2 separate regions of the Mus musculus genome follow, and region 2 is linked to region 1. The links are chromatin loops, found by intact Hi-C in ENCODE. Cell type or tissue: gastrocnemius. All regions are shown on one strand. Each heading gives the region's core, and the rest is flanking DNA. Links, peaks and the distances in the headings are about the cores only.

Region 1 (10,969 bases), core at 878-8,877:
CATAGGGGTTTTTTTTCCATCATTTTTTAAAATCCCTTTTACCAAATGAAATTATATGACTGGCTTATAATTAATTATAAGTCCTTCAAAATACTACTAGTCACAGTATTCAAAATTTAAATAAGTGTGTATATGCATACTGGTAGAGTGTTTGCTTGGCTGGACTCAAACTCACAGAGATCCATTTGCCTCTGCCTCCAAGTACCTGCATTATGGACCACCACACACAGCTAGAGGCTTTGGTCTTTACAGTACATTCCCTGTGGCAAAAGAAATTTCCCCCAAAGCTTATTGAGGATGACAGAAAACTGTAATCTAGGAATATGAGAAGCATTTAAAAGGCAAGCAATTTGACAAGCATATTGCATTCATTTAAGAAAACTGTAGCATTGGCCTCCTTTCTGAGGCTTGTGGCCGCCTTTGCCATCGGCGCTTTTGTCTGGTTTATAGCACTAGTGAGTTATGTCCTATAGACTAGTCCTTAAATTCAGTTGTAAAAACCAGGCTGTACCCATAAAAGTCATGCCACTGTTGTACCAGTAGTCACACTTTTTTTTTCTTTTCTTTTTTTTTTTTGCATGATAGAACTGTAGTCCATAGGATCCATAGATTGCTGATGACAGTTCTTCCCCTAATAGCCCACAAGGTACCTTCTATGAAAACCATCCACTAGGAAGGGATTAGCAATGCCTGATACTCCATAGCCTGTAGCCAAAGCATGCATTGTCTTCAGCAGTATGGACTCTACCAGTTGTGGCATGCAACAAAGAGCAGTGGCATACCTTTATAGTTTGTGACCTTCAGGCTCTCCCTAGCTGACAAGTCATTGAGAGGTTGCTTACCTCTAATAGTGGCATTTTTGCCAACAACTTAGAAGTGCCTACCCAACTCACATAGTGTCCTGGTTTCTTTTCCTGTTCGTGTAATAAAATTACTCTGACAAAAGCAACTTAAGACAGAATAGATTTGTTTCAGCATATAATTCCAGAAGGATATAGTCAGTCATGGTGAGAAAAACACAGCAGCAGGCAGGAACAGGAGGCTGGCTGATCACATGGCACCCAGATTTAAGAAGTAGAGAACATCAGTGGGAATTGAGCTTTGTCATATAGTTTAAAGACCTAAGGGATACTAAAAAAGAAACATTAACAGATGCAGTACAGCACAAAAGATCTCACCATACCTGCCAGTTTTGTTGTTATAACAGCAGTGTTGTGAACAGCATATCTGAATGGGAAACATTTGTTCCATAACATTTACCATGAGCTATCCTACGTTCTTGCCCTGTGTTATTGTGCTACTTCAAGGCTCCTCCGTATTTCTTTTAATACCAACTGTCTTAACTAGACTGGCCTGCACTGCTCAACTTGACTCATGCCCAGTTTGGGAGCAGAGCCATACTTGCCTGCTATGTCTAGCACTGGAGTCAGCTTCTTGGTTCTGACATATTCTAGGCCATTGTTGTGCCTTTGCTTTTATATCAGCCAAATGAAAAGATCCCAGGCTGGGCAGTCTCCACTCCCAGTATGCTTTTTCATATATACACTGGAGCTATCTATAATTGACTATCCCACGGCAAGCTTATCACTTGGTCCTTTTATCATTTAAGTCTTCTATAATCTGCTGGGCTTTTTTTGTTTGTTTGTTTTTGTTTGTTTGTTTGTTTGTTTTTTCCTTCTAGAAGCTTAATAGCACAACATTTGGCTTCTGTTGTTTTTCTGGGAATTCGAGCCCTACAGAAATATTACCACATTTGTCTTAAAGTAGCCTAGAGACCAGCTTTGGCCTTCTCTCATTCCCTCTTGACTTATTTACCATTTTACAAACCTAGTCTACATGCCAATCTCCTTCATTTATATTCACTGAAACCTCTCTAACCTCAAAGATCATGTCCCACCATAGGGCTTAGCAACAGTAGGGTACCAACTATTGTACCAAAGTTTGCACAATGAATTTATTGACTTACTTACAGGAGTATGGGTAAGGGATTACACAGCTGACATGAAGGCAATTGACCCCAAAGCCCATACTATGCTGATTGACTTCCTCATGAAAACAGCATTCTTGCTAAGCTGTTTGCAACTTTCAAACTGTTCTGATGATCCAGAGTCTCTTCTCCCCAGTAGCCCTTAACTGTCATATAACTTTGGAGAGGAAGCTTTGTTGTGCCTTGTAAGTTTCAGGAGCTTCCTGTGACTTGGGAGTTGTTGTTGTTGTTGTTGTTGTTGTTGTTGTTTTCTTGAAACTTAAGGTCTCCTTCCAGGATACAGTATTCACTTGGAAGGAAATTGCCACTCAATAGATATATAGAGTATACTTCTTATTTCAGTAGAATTTGGTAAAGCCTAAGAAAACTGGGATACTTATCATAAAGTTGTATGTTACTATTGATTCAGTGATTTCTTTTAGGTATTGCTTTACAGATTTTATTGTTTCAGATAAACTATTAAAAGGTTAGGGAACCTAATAAAAAGTGGGGTTTGTAAATTAAGTGTACATTTTTCTTTTAGTGATTGTGATTTGAATGGCCCCACTCCACCCCAGGCTTATAGGGAGTGACACCATTAGATGGTGTGGCCTTGCTGGAGAAAGTGTCTCACTGGGGATAGGCTTTGGTTTTAAATACTAATGCCAGGCCCAGTATTACTTTCTCTTCCTGCTGCCTGAGGATCCAAATGTAATTAAGCTAATTCTCTAGCACCATATATATGTTAACTTTAGCAGGAAACCTCACTGTTTGATTGCTCACTAATAATTGGCAGCTCAGTGTTTGAAGTTACTTTCTGCTTGGGGACCCTAAACTGGCTGCTTCCCATTCCTTTATCTGTTACACCAAGACCTAGAAAGTTTATGTGACTAACCACTTTTTAAAGAGACAGGAGTTGCATATAACCTTTTATTATATGTACAAGCATTGTACTTATACTCATTGCCAGGAGAAGATAAAAAGGAGAAAAATAAAGTACAAGGCTGGCTGGAAAGTGAAAGGAAACCAAGAAGAGAGCTGAAAAAAAGCCTTAATGATGGTTCTGGGACCCACAGCAAGCTGCCTGGTTGGTTGGAGCAGAGTCGGCAAGCAGGGAGAGCACTGGAGAGAGGCACTGAGTGAAAAATGCAGTTAGGCACAGGTGCTTCAGAGCTACCATAAAGCAATACACAGCACAGGGTTTCTCTGTGTATCCCAGGCTGGCCTTGACCTCAGAGAACAAACTACCTCTGCCTTGGAGATCTTCTTCCTGTACCTCCCAAGTGCTGCCTACCACAACTGCCTGGAAGCAGCACGGTCTTAATCAACCAGCATTGATAATTACTCTTTAGTGTGTTCCAAACATGAAACTACAATTTTTAAAAAACCCTTCTCAAGACTTCATCTTAAAAGAAATATTAAACTTTGAATATACTTAACTTTAAAATGGTTTCAGACATCAAAATCAAAAATTTTCTTCAGAATGACTCAAGTTGTAGAAGTTGTCTTCACAAGTGAAGCTTTATGAACGAAGAGACAGTATTGGCTTACGGCAGATAAGCAGATGTCTACGTTTGCTGCTGTTTGCCTGACTACACTGACAGATACATCAGACACTTTTCTTTCTCTGTGCTAGCCATTGGACACAGGACATCCCACATTCCTGTCAAGCACTCTGCCGATGAGCTATCTCCCCAGCTTTAAAAATCGTGTGTATTTTTGCTGGGGTTTCATTAAGCGGCTCAGACTGGCCATATAGGTGTAGTCAGCGTGTTTCAGCTTCCCAGGCAGTTGTGAGATTATGGGCCTGTACTACCAGACCTGGATATTTTACATTTTTTATATGTGTAATTTGTATAGTAGAGAACATTTAAATTAGCTTGTGAACCAAAGGTTACCATTGTTTACATTAAATTTTCATAGCTTACAAATTTAATTTAATAAATAGCCTTTAATCCAATATGCTTTCTGTTACTGTCATAATATTGTGTTTGGTCTTGAGGTTATATAATAACAAGCAGATTCTCTATTCAGGTAAAATACCATTTTAGGGTTGCTGTTTGTTGTTGTTGTTGCTATTATTATTTTCAATAATTAAGAACTTCATTAATGCCAGTCTGAGATCTATGAGATTTTTACAAAGAACCCCAAAGAAAGTGTGGGTTTTGAGACCTAGAAAAAAAAATTACAGTTTTAGTTTAAAGACCCTTTCTATTTATTTATTTTTATTGTTGTGTTTGGTGTGGTCTGCCTGTGTGTTCACGTGCTATGGAGGCCCATCGTTGATGTTGGGTGTCTTCATAGATTCACCTCTACCATATATGGAGGCAGTCACTAGCTGAACTTGGAGCTCTGTTTTGGCATGCCTGGCTTTGCAACTTTCTCTCGGGAGTCCTCATCTCCACCTCCTGCACACACTACGATTAGAGGCAAGCCACATGTCCATTGCTTTTACTGAGTTCTGGAGTTCGGAATTCTGATATTCATGCATGCTAACACAGCAGATGCTTGACCTTCAGAGCCATCTCTCTAATATGAGACTGTTAGCAACAGTTGATTTTTATAGTCCCAGTTTAGGGGCTTTTCTGTATTTTATTACTACAAATGATAGGTTTAAATTATTTACAAATGGTACAGTGTATATTCCTAACTTAAGCCAAATACTTACATCAGAATTTTGTATTTTGAATGTGCCATCATTAGCAAATCTGACTTGTATAAAAGAGTTCAACCTATTCTACTAGAGATATTGAAACCTCTAGATGTTAAGATAGAAATTAAATCCCATGGAAAGTCTATCCACTTACTAACTCAGCCACATACCACCTTTCAATAATAGTCCATTTTCATTTAAGACAACACAATCTTAAATAATTCCTGTGTTTGTTCAATTCATGATCTAGCTCTTCAATTTTCATTTAAGTTTTAGATTTTTTTTTTTCAGGCCAAACTATGTCTGAAACTAATTGATTATGAAGTCTTAAAACTGTTACCCATCTACCTGTGTTCTTGTCTATTCTTACATGATCCTGCAGAGGGCACTCTAAGTCATTCTTGATTGTGCGTAAAACACTGCAAAACACTAACCAAATGGAAGCTTATATTCTTAACCAGAAAGAATCAAGGCCCTGATGTATAAGAGTAATCTATGTGGAACAGCATCATTTTGTGTCCACTGCATATAGTGTCTTTAAGCACATTAACAAAGTATTAATGCTGAAATGGTCCTTTAAAATGGGTATAGGCCTATAATCCCAGCACAGGAAACAGAGGCAGAGGGATCTCTAAGTCTGATGCCAGTGTAGTTTGTGTAGCAAGTTGTAGGACACCCAAAGCTAAATTGTTAGACCCTGTCTCAAAAAACTAACTAGTTCTAGAAGAAGAAACAAAGCATTCAGCATCTCTGTGTAGTTACATTTTTCCAGGGTCTCTCTGGGTAAGGACAGAATTTTATGGGAGTTTTAATTCATGAATTCAGTTTCATTCTTTGTGGCTCCTTGGCCCAGTATGTGACTGTATCATGCAGGAGTGTACATACACACATATGTACACACACAGAGTGTTTCCAAACTGAGAATTTAGCCCAATGTGGGATGTCATAGATTCATTTCTTTCTTGTGTGTTGAGAGGATACCAACTGCACATATAGTTGGAAACTTGCAGTATGGTCATTTTCTGAAGAATTTCATTCTCTTATGAAATCCTGGTTATGAATGGTTTGCTTAGGAGATTGGAGGAAAAGGGATAATGCATACAGAAAAACCACTGGCAAAATGTTGAGATAAGACTGTCCCAAATTGTCCAGAGAGTAGATAGCCCTCTAACTGGAGTATTGTAAGCTGTGAGTGATAGTGTACACTTGACATTCGAGCACTCCAGAGTTCAAGTTCAGCCTGTGCTGCGTAGCGTGACCTCAAAAACCATCGACGACTTATATGTCTTCCAGCACACAGTAGCTAATAGTACTCAAGCTGAAATGTGATGTGGAAGCGTAACTGAGGTCACGGTTTTGGTACAGTAGTCAAGGATGGCTCAGTAGCTATTGAAGTTTTTGCTCTTTGTGCTTTAATTGGTATAGTAGATAATTTTACTTGAAAATATGATGAGGTATAAGCTCTTAGAACCATAAAGCATATCATTTAAGACTAAACAGTTGGTGCTGAGGGTCTTGCAGATAGCTCAGCTGACAAAGTGTTTTCTGCTCAAGCATGTAAATGAGGCTGATCCCAGCACACACCCATGTACAAAAGCGCACAGAGCATACACCTGTCATTCAGTGCCGGGCAGGGGGGCAGGGTTCCTGGGCGCAGTGGGCAGCCACATCAGAGAAATCAGTGGGCTCCGTGGTCAGGGAGAGATTCAGTGCTGACCTCCTGCCTCCACACATATCTGTACATGCAGTGCATAGACTACAACCCCTCACGCACTTACACAACTGAGAAGAATGTAAGCCCATACAAGGATTTATTTAAAATATAGTCAGTGTTTATTTCTGTCAGTCTGTGAAACTCGAGATGATGTAGACTGTTTACATTGTACTACCTGTGAAAATAAAACAATTTTAATTAAAAGATAGTCTAGTTTATTAAAATTACAAAAAATAGCTAGCCAAGTTGAAAAATCTGTGGGGACGTGTACTAACCTTCAAAGTTTTATTTGTTTTTACAGGACCTAAGAAAAGCTGGGTTGCTGATTTTTGCTAATAAACAAGATGTTAAAGAATGCATGACAGTAGCAGAAATCTCCCAGTTTTTGAAGCTTACTTCTATAAAAGACCACCAGTGGCATATTCAAGCATGTTGCGCTCTTACTGGCGAGGGGTAAGATGTTGTCTCATTAGTACCATACAGTTGCTGTAGAAGCTTAGAGAAATGAGAGTATAACAGATCTGGAAAGGCCAGATAATACTTGTTACCTTTTGAAAAATATTCTATGTGTATACGTATGTTATCTGAGTAAATGTCTAGCCACATACATGCTGTGCCCACAGAGGCCAATCCAGGAGGCTCTAGCTCTGCTAAGACTGGAGTTACAGGCAATTCTGAGCCACCATTTTGGTGCTGGGAGTTGAATCTAGGTCCTCTGCAAGAACAGCAAGTGCTATTAGCTACTGACTTAGGAACTAAACAAAGCTTGTCAAGATGTCCTCCCTAGCGTCCTTTCCATGCCGTGTCTGTCTTAGTCCTCACAGCAGCTCCACAGACTAGTCCACACTTTACGCACAGCAAAGCTAAAATAAAAGGATTTATGTGTAAAACTAGCAGATAGCCAACAGTGTTGTCAAATGGAAATTATGCTGTCCAAAAATAAATAGCGAAGAATAGTGTGCCTACTTCTGTGCTCCGGACAATGGGTTGAATCCCCATCCCTCCCCATGGGGATTAGAAGTAAAAGTGGACCATGCATGACATGAGAGTCCTTGCTTCTGCAGTCAAGGGTAAGACAGTATGATGTCACTAGGTCTTTTGCCCAGAGCTGAAAGTAGTTAAGAAAGAAGTAGAGGCGAACTTAGTCAAATGGCTGGTCAAGGGCCACAAAGATGGAAAAAGTACTGTTAAATGTAACAGTGAATGAGTGAGCTCAGTTTGTGTATTGGGAAAGTGCACAGAAGTCAGTGGTAGTTAAAGAAGAAATATATTTTAGGATAGCAGCTATAAAGTCCTTTTTAACAATTACTTACATTATGTGTTTATGCCTGAATGTGTGTATGTGTGCCATGTTCATGCAGGAATCCACAGAGATCAGAAGAGGATGTTGGACACCAGCACACAAACACACACACACACATACACACATACACACACACACACACACACACATACACACACACACCAGAACTTGAGTTACAGTATAGGCAGTTGTAAGCTATTGTGTGGATACTGGGAACCAAACCTGGGTCCTCAAAAGATTAGTGAAAGTTCTTAACTTCTGAGCCATCTCTTCAGCCCAGCTATAAACTCTTGATTTCAGCAGGAAAAGAAAGATGAAATAGAGGAAGTTGGAAATAGGGTGTAAAGCTCAAAGGAAGAGTAATTTTTTTTTCTACTTTTCAGAGGTATGACTATCTATTCAGAAGCAGTGGAAAGAAACTTGAGAGTCTTGAGTTCAGGGCGGAAGTTCTTGATATTTTCATCAGTGTGGGAAAGAGAACCAAAGGATGAATTAGGTTCTGTGACAGAAATGTTCTCCCTTTGAAAACCAAGTCTAAGTGACTATGAACCATTCGCATCAAATCCCTGAACTAGACCAAAACTTTGGTTTTCCTTTGGCAAGCACTGTGATTCATGGGTTGAAGACTGTGGCTGTGATGTCAAGAGGCCTCTCTTGACCCCTCTCCTGCTGTTTGCTGAACTTGCTAGGCCTGGATTTCTTGTGTATATGGGAAGGGTTGTGACCTGACTATTGCAAAGATAAGAATAATTGCTTAGTGCAGTTTGTGGTTTATTAGTGGTCGACTTCTGTACATTTAACAGTTGGAAGTCATTTTTTTTTTTTTTGCGTTGTTTTCTGCATTCCTTTTTTGCTTCTGTGGGCACCTGCACACATGTGTTCATATAGACACACATACTCGTAAATAATAAAAAAGTGAACTTTAAACAGTCACTGTGGCAGGCTTTTATATCTACATGTTCATCATAGACAGTAATATTCAGAAGGGCTTGGGGCTTATTGTAACATCACTGATAACTGTTTCTCTCTTGTTAGGCATTTGGTTTCTCTTGTTCCAAGGATAATCCTTTTCTATATTTCAAATTAGTTCAGTACTTGCTAGCTAATAGAAAGTAATAATAATAATATATACTGCCTTAAATATTTTTAATACAGTTGTAATATATGTATACTTTGTGTTAAGAACTCTAATATGTTTAGATTATTAATATAGTAGGTATATTATAATATCCCATTATTTTTACTTCATGTCATGTGCATTTTTATGTCAAAGGTAATTTTTGAAAGGGAAGGTAAATATATGTGAATGTTCTAAAATATGTTGGGTTTTGCTGATTCTAGACATTCAGGTTTCACTTTTTCCTGTTAAAGATGCTGTGATGAATAGCCATACAAAAACTTGCTTTCTCTGGGCATTAGTCATGTGAGTGCCCTGCGTGTGTTAGGCACTGATCTAAGCTTTAAGGTAAAACTGAACCAAAAGCCTTTGGCTCTCCGGTGCCTGCAGGGATCTCTCCTTCTCTCCTATTTTATCCTTTGGGTTATTGAAGACTGTGCCTACAGTGGATAGTCTGTGACTTTTTAGTCCCTAATAGAATCACATGATTTCTGTCGTCTTCTTAGGTTATGCCAAGGACTTGAATGGATGATGTCACGGCTGAAGATCAGATGATCTCTTCTGACCCCTCCTCACAGACTCTGTATAAAGAAAGTGCTGGACTTTTCCTGAAAGCTGCAAAAAAATGGTTTAGATATATTTATAATAAACTGACTTAAGAGTTTTCTATAAGAAGAAAATTAAGACCACTTATTTGAAAACAAAGATGAAATGTCACCACCCGTTTGCGCTCTCATTCCTTCCAAGCCTGTGACTGGTATTTTCTCATGATGAATCCTCTCAGGACATGGCAGAGCTTGGCGAGTACAAAGGGAGAGGAAGACATTTGAACTTTAGAACTTTGTTTCAGCGTGACTCTCCCACCCTGCCCCAAGTTGAATGTTCCCTTCACATTGAATCAAATACAAATCAGCACAGATACTGTTTCCAGTTTTTAAAAATGTAATATTATGGAAAGTATTTTGCTTCAAGTTGAATATGTATTGTGTATATACCTCAAGTTCAGGTTAATGGCTTTGATTTGTGCTCTAAAGCAAAGCAAATAACACAGGTTAATGGTAACTTGTTGTTCTCCTGATCTAACTGAGTACCACCTTTGGTGTTAAGTGTCATTGTTTAGTTTACCCTCTGTTCTCTATGTTGTCCTAACAAGCCAACCCCAACCAACAATTGTTAAGCTGCTCCTTAAAAATGAAACAGGAGAAAGCCTGGCATTGTATACCTGTTTTTGTTGCTCAGTAATTCAGGTGGAAATATATAACGCAAGTGGGTAGAGCGTCTGCCAGACTCCTGGCCTGGTGTGCCTGGGTAGAATTACACGATAAGCAATGGTCAGACTTTCCTTCTGTGGATCCTTATGCCAATTCAGCTACTAATCGGTCATTCATAAATGGTGATTAAAATGATCAGGTAATTTTTAATTGAAAATCATGGTGTGAAATATATCTACCCAAAGAGGTAACATCCTATAAATAGTAGTAATTAATTTAGCTGCAACCTTTTTAGGTATTAAATTACATGACAAACAGTTAAAATGAATTTAAGAATAAACATAAGGCATCGTTTTCAATGAACAGTAATAATTTCCCAATTTACAGATTAGTGTCTACAAAGGTTTTCTTACATCTTCTTCCATTGCATAATATGCCTTGTGTAATAGTTAAGAAATCATTTTTTCTGAATGACTTAAAAAATTTGATTGAAAATTTGGCAAATTACATTATTTGTACTAGAATTTGACCTAAAACACTTTTTATGTTTGTTAAAAATATTTGCTTTTTAAAATTTAGTTAAAAATTGAAGTATTTCTGTCATAGACAAAATTACTCTGTTTTAACATATTCCTGGTGGACTATATCAACCTTTTGTGCCCTGAAAACTTGAAGGTTAACCCAAACTGTCAAGATTTAGGATAGTCAAGAAAAGGTTTAACTAGTTTTAGTATCAGACTTTAAAATTTCTTAAAGATTTTGGTAAGAAATAGAAGTCCACATACAAGCATTGAGGAAACTGAAAAATCTTTGTAAGACCCTTAATGGCTAAAGCCATTGGCTGTAATGAGTGTTACTGTGTGAGGCTTTGTGTATGAGATCTGTGCTGTAAGGCTCCCAGTGTTCCTTCAGCATTAATGCTTTCCCACCTGCTCCAAGAGAACTAGCCCTCAACCAGTGCTGCGGCCTGTTCATATGCTCTCATACTTTTTCAAATCATGATGA
Region 2 (10,969 bases), core at 2,070-10,069, 80 kb after region 1:
GGAATAGCTCCATTTGACCTCAGTGCTAAACAGTAGTACTACTTAAAGTGGCTAAATGGCCTTTGTCCTGCGCTGAAGTCACAGGGGTAAAGAGCTCTCCTCTGTCCTGAGAGCACATGGCGCCTATTACTATATATAAAGATGCGTGCACACAAAAATTAAATTTTAAATGGAAAATAAGTACAAATGTAAGGAACATTAAGTGAGCTTTATATAGTTAATGACCACGGTGAATAGCTCAGCAGGCCTGGGGCAAGGAGAGCTTACTGAACCAAGGGCAGGAGAAAGTAGGGCGCTGAGGAGAATTTTGCTTCAGTGTCTCTGCCCCACCAGCCCCCGTCTCAAAAGCTTCCCTGACAGAAATAAAAGAACATCAGCATAAAATTCCATCCTTGTTTTTTTTTTTTTTTTTTTTTTTGGATTGAGAAAATGAGCCAAGTACTTCCTTTCCATCCCTTGGTTGAGTTCGTTGACCCACAGAAGCCATGCCTGCCGTTTGCCCAGCAGCACTGGATGAAGCTGGGGCAGGATTCCACTCTCCTTAGGCACCAGAGACAAAATGTCAGCCAGTTCCTCTCTGCATCTATTTATTCCTCATGATGTCAGAGAACAAACCTGGAGTGGGTTTCAGATCCAGGCTGCAGGCCCAGTGGCAAACTGCAGCCTCACTTTCCACAGTCCCATGAGGTGCCTTTCCCTCCCCTTTCTTCCTATGACCTACACCAACTGAACCTCAGCAACTCCCCTTTCCCCACAGATATTCTACCCCAGTTAAGCTAGTGAAGTCACCTGCTGCTTCAGCGGAGGCAAGTGCTGAGTGGGATGTAGGCTATACTGTATTGAAAAAGAGGCAGCCATCACTCCAGAAGACACTCGTAGTAATCCAGGGGAGATGGGAACAACAGATGTGAATATTAGTAGACATTTGCTCACAGTAGGTTTGTGTTTTGTTTTATAATCGGTATCGGTGAGTCCTGTAGTAGCTTCCCTTTGTATGCCCACCACACCCTGAGTCCTCTCCCAAGCAGATTCTCTTAGATATGGTGCTGGTTAGTTTTTGTCCACCTGAGAAGAGGGAACCTCAGCTGAGGAATTGCCTCTATCAGATTGGTCAGTACGCAAGCCTGTGGGGCATTTTTGATTAATGATTGCCGTGGAAGGACCTAGCCCACTGTGGACAGGGCCATTCCTGGGCAGGTGGTCCTCACTTGTAAAAGCAAGCAGTCTGGGGGGCATCAGTGAGAGCAACCAATAAGCAGTGTTGTTCTTCCATGGCTCCTGCCTCTGCTCCGGATTGAGTTCCTGCCCCGACTTCCCTGGATGGAACTGTCATGTGACGTGTAAGCCAAGTAAATCCTTTCTGTCCTAAATTGCTTTTAGTGGTGGCGTTTTCTCACGGCAACAGGAAGCAGACTGGGACAGAAATTCTAAGGGGCAAGTGTTTCTTGCCCCAGGAAAATAGCTTCCAGTGACTAAGAGGCACCTCAGACCCCTCATCTTGCTGGACGGTGTGCAACTTCTTGCTAGATCTGATGTGTGCATTTTTAGCTTTACTCAAACTTCCTAAGTGAAAATAGATCCCAGAATAGGAACAGGACGTTACCTCCTTCCTCCCTGCAGATATTCCACATCCAGTCAGCCAGGGAGCAACCTCACAGGTTCAGTGGCAGCAGGGGAGGGCTGGCTGCTGGCTGTTCTACTTGTCTCATAGACACTCTTGTGCTCTGTTTACAGTACTACACAGAGGAGACAGTTTACGAAGAGGTGCCAGGAGAGGTAAGACTCAGCACACACTTGCATGAACCGATTCTCATTAGAGAAGAGCTTCTTTCTTCCCTCAGAGACAGAAAGATGGCGAAAGGGAGTCTCTTTAGGGTGCTCACTCTCCCGTGCTCAGAAGTTGGTACTGCAGAAGATGGCCTAGTCAGCCATCAGTGGAAAGAGAGGCCCCTTTGGTATTGCTAACTTTATATGCCCCAGTACAGGGGAATGCCAGGGCCAAGAAGTGGGAGTGGGTGGGTAGGGGAGTATGATTGGGGGCGGGGGAGGATATAGGGGACCTTCAGGATAGTATGTGAAATGTAAATGAAGAAAATATCTAATAAAAAAATTAAAAAAAAAAAGGTTCCTGCTGCCAAGCCTGATGACCTGGCCTCAATCTTGGAGAGCCAAATGATAGAAGGAATAAACCAATTCCCAAAAGTTGAAAAAAATAAAAGAAAATAAAAGTCCACACTCCACATTTGATAGGCTAATTCACATGTTTTTATACTCTGCTAAGCTCAGATGGCTAGAAAGGGTTCCCTACTGCATGTGGCATGGTTTACTTGTGCGTAGATACGTTTGAATGAAGGCCATGCCAGTGACTCCCTTTTCTCCTACACTGTCACACGAGGGATGCCTAGGACTTGTGATTGGCACAGACTCACAGTTTCACTACGTAAAGTTGTAACTTGCAGGGTAAAGTCTCTGCCACCAGGGATGGTGCTCCTGAGAATTCCAAGAAAAGGCTTTTATTTTCTTGTCAACAATCCCAAGTTGGAAATCCCCCTGCCTCGTACTTTACTTTCTGCATGGAGTTGTTTCTCCTTGAGCATGGCACATACTAATCAAAGCAGCAAACTGTGACACTTATGCCAAGAGCCCGTGACCTTGGAAGTTTGATTGGTTCCTCATGCCCAGGCATGCTTGAGTAATAATAGGCAGAGTTTAACCAATTAACAGTGGGACTTGTCAGATTTACAGTCGCCTTATCAGATTTCTCTTCCTCTTGCTGGTGCTAGAATTCTGCTTTGGACTGGAGATCTTTGTCTTGAAGGACATGATCTTCCACAGGTCTTTGAAGCCTCTGTGGCTCACCGTCTTCCCCTGCGTCCCTTACTCCTAACCTTGAACTACATTCCAACTTTGAATCTTAGCGTTTCCGTCACAGCCTGCTGTAAGAAACAATGGCTTCCCAGCTACTGCTTAGCTAAGACTGTTGAGAGGATACTTGTTCATTATGTCGCCACCATTGTTCTGGTCCCCGGCAGAAATGGCGGTCTAGTTCAGATTCATGAACTAAGTCGAGAGAATAATACAAATCCTGATGTGATTCATTTTGTAAGGTTTTGGGTTTTCCCCATGATATACAGAATGATGAAATGCCTATAGGAATTGCAACTGGTCTTTCTTAGCCACTTAAACGTTAAGATCAAGAATTTAAGCTTTATTTTTAATAGCCTTTCATTTCCAGGTCTCCTTTGCTTTTTCTTGATCTAAACCACTTGAAACGATTCTTATTATTTTGTTTTATGTTGACGATGCTGGAGGTGGAACATAGGATCTTGTACATGCTAAGCAAGGGCTCTACCATTGAGCGACAGCCTCAGCCCTCACTTAAGAAGACATGATTAAGACTCTCTAATTTTTTTTAAAATACTCCCTCAAGATATTTAATGAGATCTCTGAAAATACAGGTTACAGGTGATGTCTTAGTCAATATCTAGGCTATACATGGTACGTGTCTTCATATGGATGTATGAATATAATACGCATTTTCCTGCTTTGGCTTGTTTTGTATATGGAAAAGGAGCACCGGGGATGTCAGAATGACTGAAATTAGAACATTATACACCAAGGTCACTGTGTTAGTTTTTACTTCATAGCCACGTGTTTTATTTTCAGACAATTACAGAAGTCTATGAGACCACAACGACAAGGACATCGGACTATGGCCAATCAGAAACTGCCACACCAGCGCTGGCACAGCCACAACCAGCAAAGCCGGTGGAGCGGAAGAAGGTCATCCGAAAGAAGGTGGACTCGTCCAAGTTCATGACCCCCTACATTCAACACAGTCAGAAAATGCAGGATCTTTTCAGCTCAGTAAGTTAAGCACCACCTCCTATGCAGTTGTATGACTGAGAAGTTACTGATCAGTTTTGTAGAAATGTGCCTTTTATGGGTGACTCTGGATTGTTGAGTAGCTCACCCAAGCCACTGCAACATCAGGATGAACCCTTGTTGTTACCACAAGATGACACAGGAGTTAACTATAAAACACGTGTTGCATAGCCAATCCAGAGCAACAGAAACACGAATATTTTATTTCTTTACTTATTTACTGGAAGTCTGTTCATAGAAGCTGAGTTGTACAGATAAACTGAGTACAAGAGCCTTGTAGGGTATCCAATGGCATGGATGATTATAAAATGGTTTTCAAGAAGGACTTGTGATTCAGAAAACCAAGATGAGACTGAACTCATTTGAAAGTGAGGATCAGAGCATTTAAGGGTAACCCAGGACCATGAGGTTTCTGCAGAGCTGCACAACCAGTTTGCCTACAAGATTTAAAACTACTGGTGCTCAGAGCATTCCTGCTTAATGTCTGAGGCTCAATCTGGTACAAAAGGAGTCTTCAAAGCTGCCAGGTGTCCTCACATGTACCCTGGAATGAGGATGATTGAAGAGTCAATGTTCTCTGCTTCTTACAGTCCCACCACAGTCCTGTAATGGGCAGTGCCTGCCAGGACAGAGATACACCTATTTCAGTAGATCTGATTTGTTGATTTCCATGTCAGGCTAAGATCTCTCTAGGGAGCTTGATTCTATGTGGTCTAGATGCTTGGAGAGATGTGCTGTTCAGGGGGACATCATGTTATGTGGGACCAAAACCAAGACCTAAAGTTTCCATGTGTGACTGGCCTCTAAAGATTCGATTTTGGTTGTATTAATTCCTGGAGATTATGAAGTAAATTTCTAATTTGGATCTTTGAAGGATTCTAAACAAGACCTTCTTGCTTCCTTCTCTCTACAGTGTTCAATAAAGACAAAATTATCTCATTAATTTATTGCCATATAATCTCACTAATTTGGACTTTAGGAACCTGGAATTTCTGATATTCTGAGTGGAGTGCTGGCACCCCCCCACACACACACACCCACACCACAGACTGCCAGTGGCTGATGTCTAAATAGTCAGTGTAATTTAAATTGTTGACTATTCAAGAATATTCTTTGAGGGCCTTGATAGTTATAAACGATGCATATTATTACTAAAGCAAGGATTCACTGAATAGCTAGCAGAAATAATAACTTTGCATATCATTATAAAATAGTCCATAATTTGGGCTTCCCATTAATTCAGCTGGCACCATGGCTTTGTAACCACTGCGGTTCAGCTGCAGCTTCTAAAGTCTGTCTGCGTTGTATCAGCAATTAAGTCTTTTCAGGCCCAAGTCATTTTCTTGAATAATCTATATTCAGGCTTTTGTATATGTGTGCAACCTAAAAAAAAAAATCAAGAGAATTATTTTCGAGCATATCCAAGACAATTGTCTGTAACAACACTCCAGGATCCTATCCTGTTTTGGAGGAACAATTTACAAATCTATTTTAGTTTTTGCTGAGAGGGTATGGGACAGAATGAAAGCTGTTGCAACTGATAATTGTTATTCCTTAAAGGATTTTTTTAAAAAATCAGATGAGGATGTGTGTGCTGCCTGAACTTTCTGCTGCTGTCTGGTCCCGTTCCAGGCTAATATCTAGTATTCTTTTCAGAATAAATACAAAGAGAACTATGAGAAAGCAAAGGGACAGCCATACGCCATCACAAGTGATACTCCAGAACTTCGCAGAATCAAGAAAGTCCAGGATCAACTCAGTGAGGTGGGCTTCATTCCTCAAGTAAAGGAGGTTCTCTGTGGATCTTCCTAGCTAAAATTCAGGCTTCTTTGCTTTGTGATGCAAGCATACAGTCTTTGGCTTATAAGAGCCTTAGATGTATGTCCATGCTGGTTGTGAAGTTCAGTCATGTGTTGTTTCTGCAGGTTAAGTATCGAATGGATGGAGATGTTGCTAAAACTATCTGTCATGTGGATGAAAAAGCAAAAGACATTGAACATGCTAAGAAAGTGTCGCAGCAAGTCAGCAAGGTAAGGTCATGTTGATGAGTGGCCCTGGGATAGTCAACAGCATGCGTAGGGTCCATTTCTGTGTGGATTGAGTGCCATAATCCTGCTCACAGATTATGTGAGCGGGATGTTTACATGGAATAGCAGGCTTCACAGAGGACTGAAGTGGCCTGTAGCTTGCTGGGGATGGATTGAAGATTTCTTGACTTGCCTGAAAAGGCATTTGCTACTCTGTTGGGGGAGGGGGCAGGATGCTGCAAAAGTACAGTCCTGATATCTTGTCTATTTGTTTGTTTATTTATTTATTTACTGCAAGATAAAAGCCAAGATCTTATTTGCTGTTTAAACTTTGAAATAGATTTGTAAGTTATCAGTTGTTGCCATTGAAAATCAGAAATTTTCTTTCTCTTTTTCATTATTCTTTTGTGAGTATTCCTTTTTCATTAATTAATTAATTTTAAAAATTATTCTCTCATATATTACATCCTGACTACAATCTCCTCTCTCTCCACTTCTCCCAATCCCCAGCCCAGATCCACTCCTCCATTTCCCTTTAAAACAAAATCAGGCCATCTTGTTTGTTTTTAAAGGGGTTTAGAAAGCAAAAGTTTTATGAGAAATTTCCAAGCTCAAATGTGGGCAGCTAATTAAAGGGTTCTAGACTATCATGTAAGTCAAAAGAAAGCTGTATTAATTAGCTTATCACAATCTTTGAAAGAAATTGAAAATCAGAATCAGAAGGTGTTGTTGTTGTTGTTGTTGTTTAGCAAAAATTTACTGATGCTGAGAAGGAATACTAGGATGTTAGCATGGTCAACACTTTCCTAGTTGTGTGCAGCCAACTTCACTGCTCTGTCAAGCCATCGTTGTCCATCTGTTCTCTCTCTAGGTTTTATACAAGCAGAACTGGGAAGACACCAAGGATAAGTACCTGCTTCCCCCTGATGCCCCTGAACTTGTCCAAGCCGTCAAGAACACAGCCATGTTCAGTAAGGTGAGGAGGGCTAGCTCTGTCTAATGTCCCATTGCACACTTCAAGCCATAGCTGCTGAACTTTTGACAACTTGGAGCACAGCTTCTCTGTGTTTCTGCAAGTAGCCTCAGGGCTTGTGTGGGACTATGGCTTGACCAGGAGGACCCTCAGACCCTGTTGAGGATCATGCTTGGGCAGGGTGGCTGAAAGTCCCTGGAGAACCTGAACAACGTGTGGGTGGGAACATAACATGGAGAGAATCAAGACGCACCAGGGAACTGATTAGGGAGTTGACCAAGCAGTGGTTGGTTTGTTTCTTTGTTTGTTTAGATTGTCAGTTTTTCTTTGGATATCCCTGGCTGTCACCCTAATTAGCAGTTTGTTTTATGATAGAACTTCCCTGTTCCTTAGGCAGGAGGCAGGTAAAGTCATAGATAGTAGACAGCATCTAAAAGTACGACTTTTTAGAGGTAGGACAAGCTACTAACAAAAATAAATAACGTGGACCAATGGAGGAGGGAGGTTGTCTGTGACTTTTCCTGACCTCGGCTCTCACCTTGCTCTTGGTGCCTCATGTCATCGATGCAGTTCAAATGGTATATTTCATGTATTGCTTGTTTTCTCACCACTTCTTGCTCTTCTCTGATTAGAAACTGTACACTGAAGACTGGGAAGCAGACAAGGCATTGTTTTATCCCTATAATGACAGTCCGGAGCTGAGAAGGGTAGCCCAGGCCCAGAAAGCACTGAGTGATGTAAGTGAAATACACTGGGTACCATCTGAATGTGGGGTCGGGAAAGCCTGGGCCACGTCTTTCAGTCCTTAGGAAAGATCCAAAGTCATTATTACAGAGGACTATATCTACAGTCAAAATATATTATGTGTATTTATCTCAGCAATAATTTATACTTTATATTAGATATAATTTAACCCAACCCCTTCTTCCTTCATGTGAGGAACCTAAGCTCATACCAGTAGTGGCAGAGTCTAGACTTAGACCCCAAGACTAATAATGTTCTTCCCACCAAACCATATATCATTTTCTCCCTTGGCTCGGCCAAAGCTATTCTGTGGTGATTGAGGAGTGGCATTTTTTAAAAACAGCCATTGGAGTCACATCCCTCCCTTTGAAAATGTACTAAGGGAACATGGTCACTTCAGAGCATTTATCTCTGTCCTACCATCCGCCATCGCCTGAATGGGATGTTTCTCTCTACTGCCTGGGGATGCTTGAAACCTGCTTGCACAGTTTATCCCACTGAGAGAGAGAGCCTGGAAATGCTTTGTGTAGGGGCTATTTTCAGAGTTAGTAAAAAAAAAAAAAATCAGCAGGCCACTTGCCAGGATTTTATGTCCTAGGTCTTGAAAACAGTGTACTAGAGGAACTTTAAAAGACCTTAAAATCTTCAGCCCTGGAACCAACCATGGCAGAGTCCCATACCCTTGTTTTGAGGTTTTTGCTTTGTTTTGTTTTCCTTCTTGGGTTTACTGGAAGTCTTCTAGACTTACAAAAGATCCAGGCTTTGGCAGAGAACTATCTTATGAAATGGCCTGTTACCTGGTATTCAGTTGTCATCCAGAGGAACTCAATGTAGACTTAACAAAGCAGTGAGACTTACACAAGATTTACTTCCAGTTAATGCTAGGATCCCGGATGAATCAACATCGCCATTTTATGATGTCTTTAACTCCGAGGTCTAATGTTTGCTGCCTTTCTTTGCTTTGACCTGCAAATTTTAATGGATTTGTTTTGACCCAACTTTTGATTAAAATTCAACTCATATCAATGTATACTTCCATAGGGCAGGTTAGGAAAGAGATCAAAATGGAACTTTGAAGCCACCTAACACACTGTACCCATTTTAAAATATATGCACTTCCTGCTTCTCTTTTAGGATAAAAATTTTGGGTTTGTATCTCACAAATTCACAATTTTGTGATGAGGTCATATTCTGGCTGATGAAAAACTTATAATGGTATCTATGGTTTTTAATTCAAGTGAGTGAATGGATTGTATAGCAAAAAAAAAAAAAAAAAAAAAAAAAAAAAAAAAAAAAAAAGAAAGGTAAATGAACAAATAGCCAATAGCAAGTGGATAGCAGAACATCAACTTGGGTGCTTACAACACAGAGCAGGAATGACTGGGGAAACCTGAAGCAATTATGCTGGGTTCCCAATGGAGAGTGACAGGCAGAACGTCTTCTCTCTGAATGAGCTCCTGGCTCCCTGTCCCCACTGCAGGCATTTCATACCGTGCCGTAGGTAACAGTAACAGTGGTTGGAAATGGATTACCGTCTGCCTGTTCAGAAGGAAGCTGTTTGATGTCCTGTTTTCTTGTCACAGTGTCAAGGGCTAGCCTGTCCCTGGACAAGGAATCTCAGAGGACATGAGATAAATGCTCTTAAGTCCAAGCCAAGCCTTGTTCATAATACAGGTCCTTATCAAGTAATAAATAGCTATGTATTGAAAGTTTATTGTATATGAATTTATAGCAGAACAAGAAAGTTCATCCTTTTCCTTTAAAATATCATACTGGCAGGATAAAAGTATTATATGTCAAATAAAAATAAAAAGACCAGAAATGTCTGCTCGTTGCTATGAGAAAGGTCACACAGAAGAAATGATGGAAATCTGGGTGATGATGAAGAAAGACATTTCAGGCTCAGGAACCACTTAATCAACGGGAAAGGGCCACATGAGTCTCGGATGTTAGAGAACGATAAAAGTGGGTGCCTCATTTGTAGGGTTCTTATTAAATTGCTAGAGCAGGACCTTAGGAATCAAACTGGTGTACAAGTCTGGGCAATAAGTCAACATGAGGTGCAAGTGACGACAAGAGGCCAATGAAAGAAGAGTCTGAAGAAACTCGTGATAGACCAAAAGAAAACTCAAACTTGTGACTATTCATAGAACTCTAATTTGGCAGTGCAGATGTAGCAAAGGGAAAGAAAGGAACCATAAGATAATAAATATTAAGTGTTAATGACAGTAGATATTGGAGACAAAGGAGAGAACGAAGCCATGGGAAAGTTATTACCACATAACACATGTACTTAGACATATGTATTATGGAGAAAGAAACAGACATAAAACGACAGGGAAAGTGTTTGGATCGAGGCATTCTATGGATAAAGTAGATGTTGAGGCTATGAAATCCTCATAGACATGAGATCAGGATAAGAACTTAATGTTTAAAAGTCATCAGGGTAAATGTGATAGCTGAAGACAAGAACCTTAGGAGGGAAGCAGCAAAATAAGTCAAGGACAGAGTCCTGGAGAACACTCAACTGCAGGACACCTAGAAAGGAGCCAGCACAAGACGAGGGGACAGAGAGGCTGAAGGGGAGTCTGAAAATGCCATGTCATGTAGGCACAGGGAGAGTTGTCCAAGAAGACCCGGTCTGCACACCTCTCTTTTCCACAAAACAATGACTAAGAAATGTTTCCATACCACTTAAAGTTGGCTGTGCCTTTGAGATATCGCAAAAATGAAAACAAAAAAGAACTTACAAGAATGAACTAAAAATGTCCACTCTGACTCTGCAGTTAGGAGACAGCTTTATTTTTATTGCTGACCAAGTATGCACCAAGTATCATATTACTAGTATGGCTATTAATACTATTGTTAGCAACATGAGCTTTACAGTCTCTAGCTCAGAGCTGTTGTCTACAGAACATATTCCCATGTGGGCACGTAGCCTTCAAGCCGGGGCCTTATATTAGTCACTCTTGTTCTCTCTCTACCTTATTTATGCATCTTATTAAATACTACTTACCATGTTTGGATTAAGAATGTCTTTAAACTGATCTGGAGCACAGAATTCTAACCAGCCAGAACTCTGAGCATTGTTTCTGAAAAAAAGAGATTTGGTGATCTGATTTCTCAGGAACTTTTTTTTTTAAAGATTTATTTATTATATGTAAGTACACTGTAGCTGTCTTAGGACACCCCAGAAGAGGGCATCAGATTTCTTACGGATGGTTGTGAGCCACCATGTGGTTGCTGGGATTTGAACTCGGTGAACTTGGGATCTTCGGAAGTGTTCTTAATCACTGAGCCATCTCACCAGCCCTCTGAGGAACTTTTTGACGAGTTGTCA

What was found. Peaks named below come from ENCODE experiments on the same cell type or tissue, not always from the same donor. Only the 100,000 strongest peaks of a DNase experiment are listed, where the experiment ranks them.
Region 2: it touches region 1 in a loop (4-fold over the local background); 7 of 42 quality-filtered maps call a loop at or near these places.

Annotation. Positions count from the first base shown.
Region 1 is chr2:52,400,723-52,411,691 of GRCm38, reverse strand. Arl5a (ADP-ribosylation factor-like 5A) reads left to right here. Exons shown (of 6, transcript NM_182994.2): 5 at 6,635-6,786; 6 at 9,260-10,969. The coding sequence ends at 9,308. Among named protein-coding and RNA genes, the nearest start is that of Arl5a, 19 kb to the left of the region's middle. In gastrocnemius, for the core only: a CTCF peak has its summit at 5,002 (motif pointing right); no DNase peak of the experiment used is centred there.
Region 2 is chr2:52,321,616-52,332,584 of GRCm38, reverse strand. Neb (nebulin) reads left to right here. Exons shown (of 157, transcript NM_010889.1): 4 at 1,735-1,776; 5 at 3,667-3,867; 6 at 5,542-5,649; 7 at 5,811-5,915; 8 at 6,784-6,888; 9 at 7,518-7,622. Among named protein-coding and RNA genes, the nearest start is that of Neb, 12 kb to the left of the region's middle. In gastrocnemius, for the core only: no CTCF peak of the experiment used is centred there; no DNase peak of the experiment used is centred there; H3K4me3 peaks cover 7,923 bases; H3K27ac peaks cover 6,046 bases.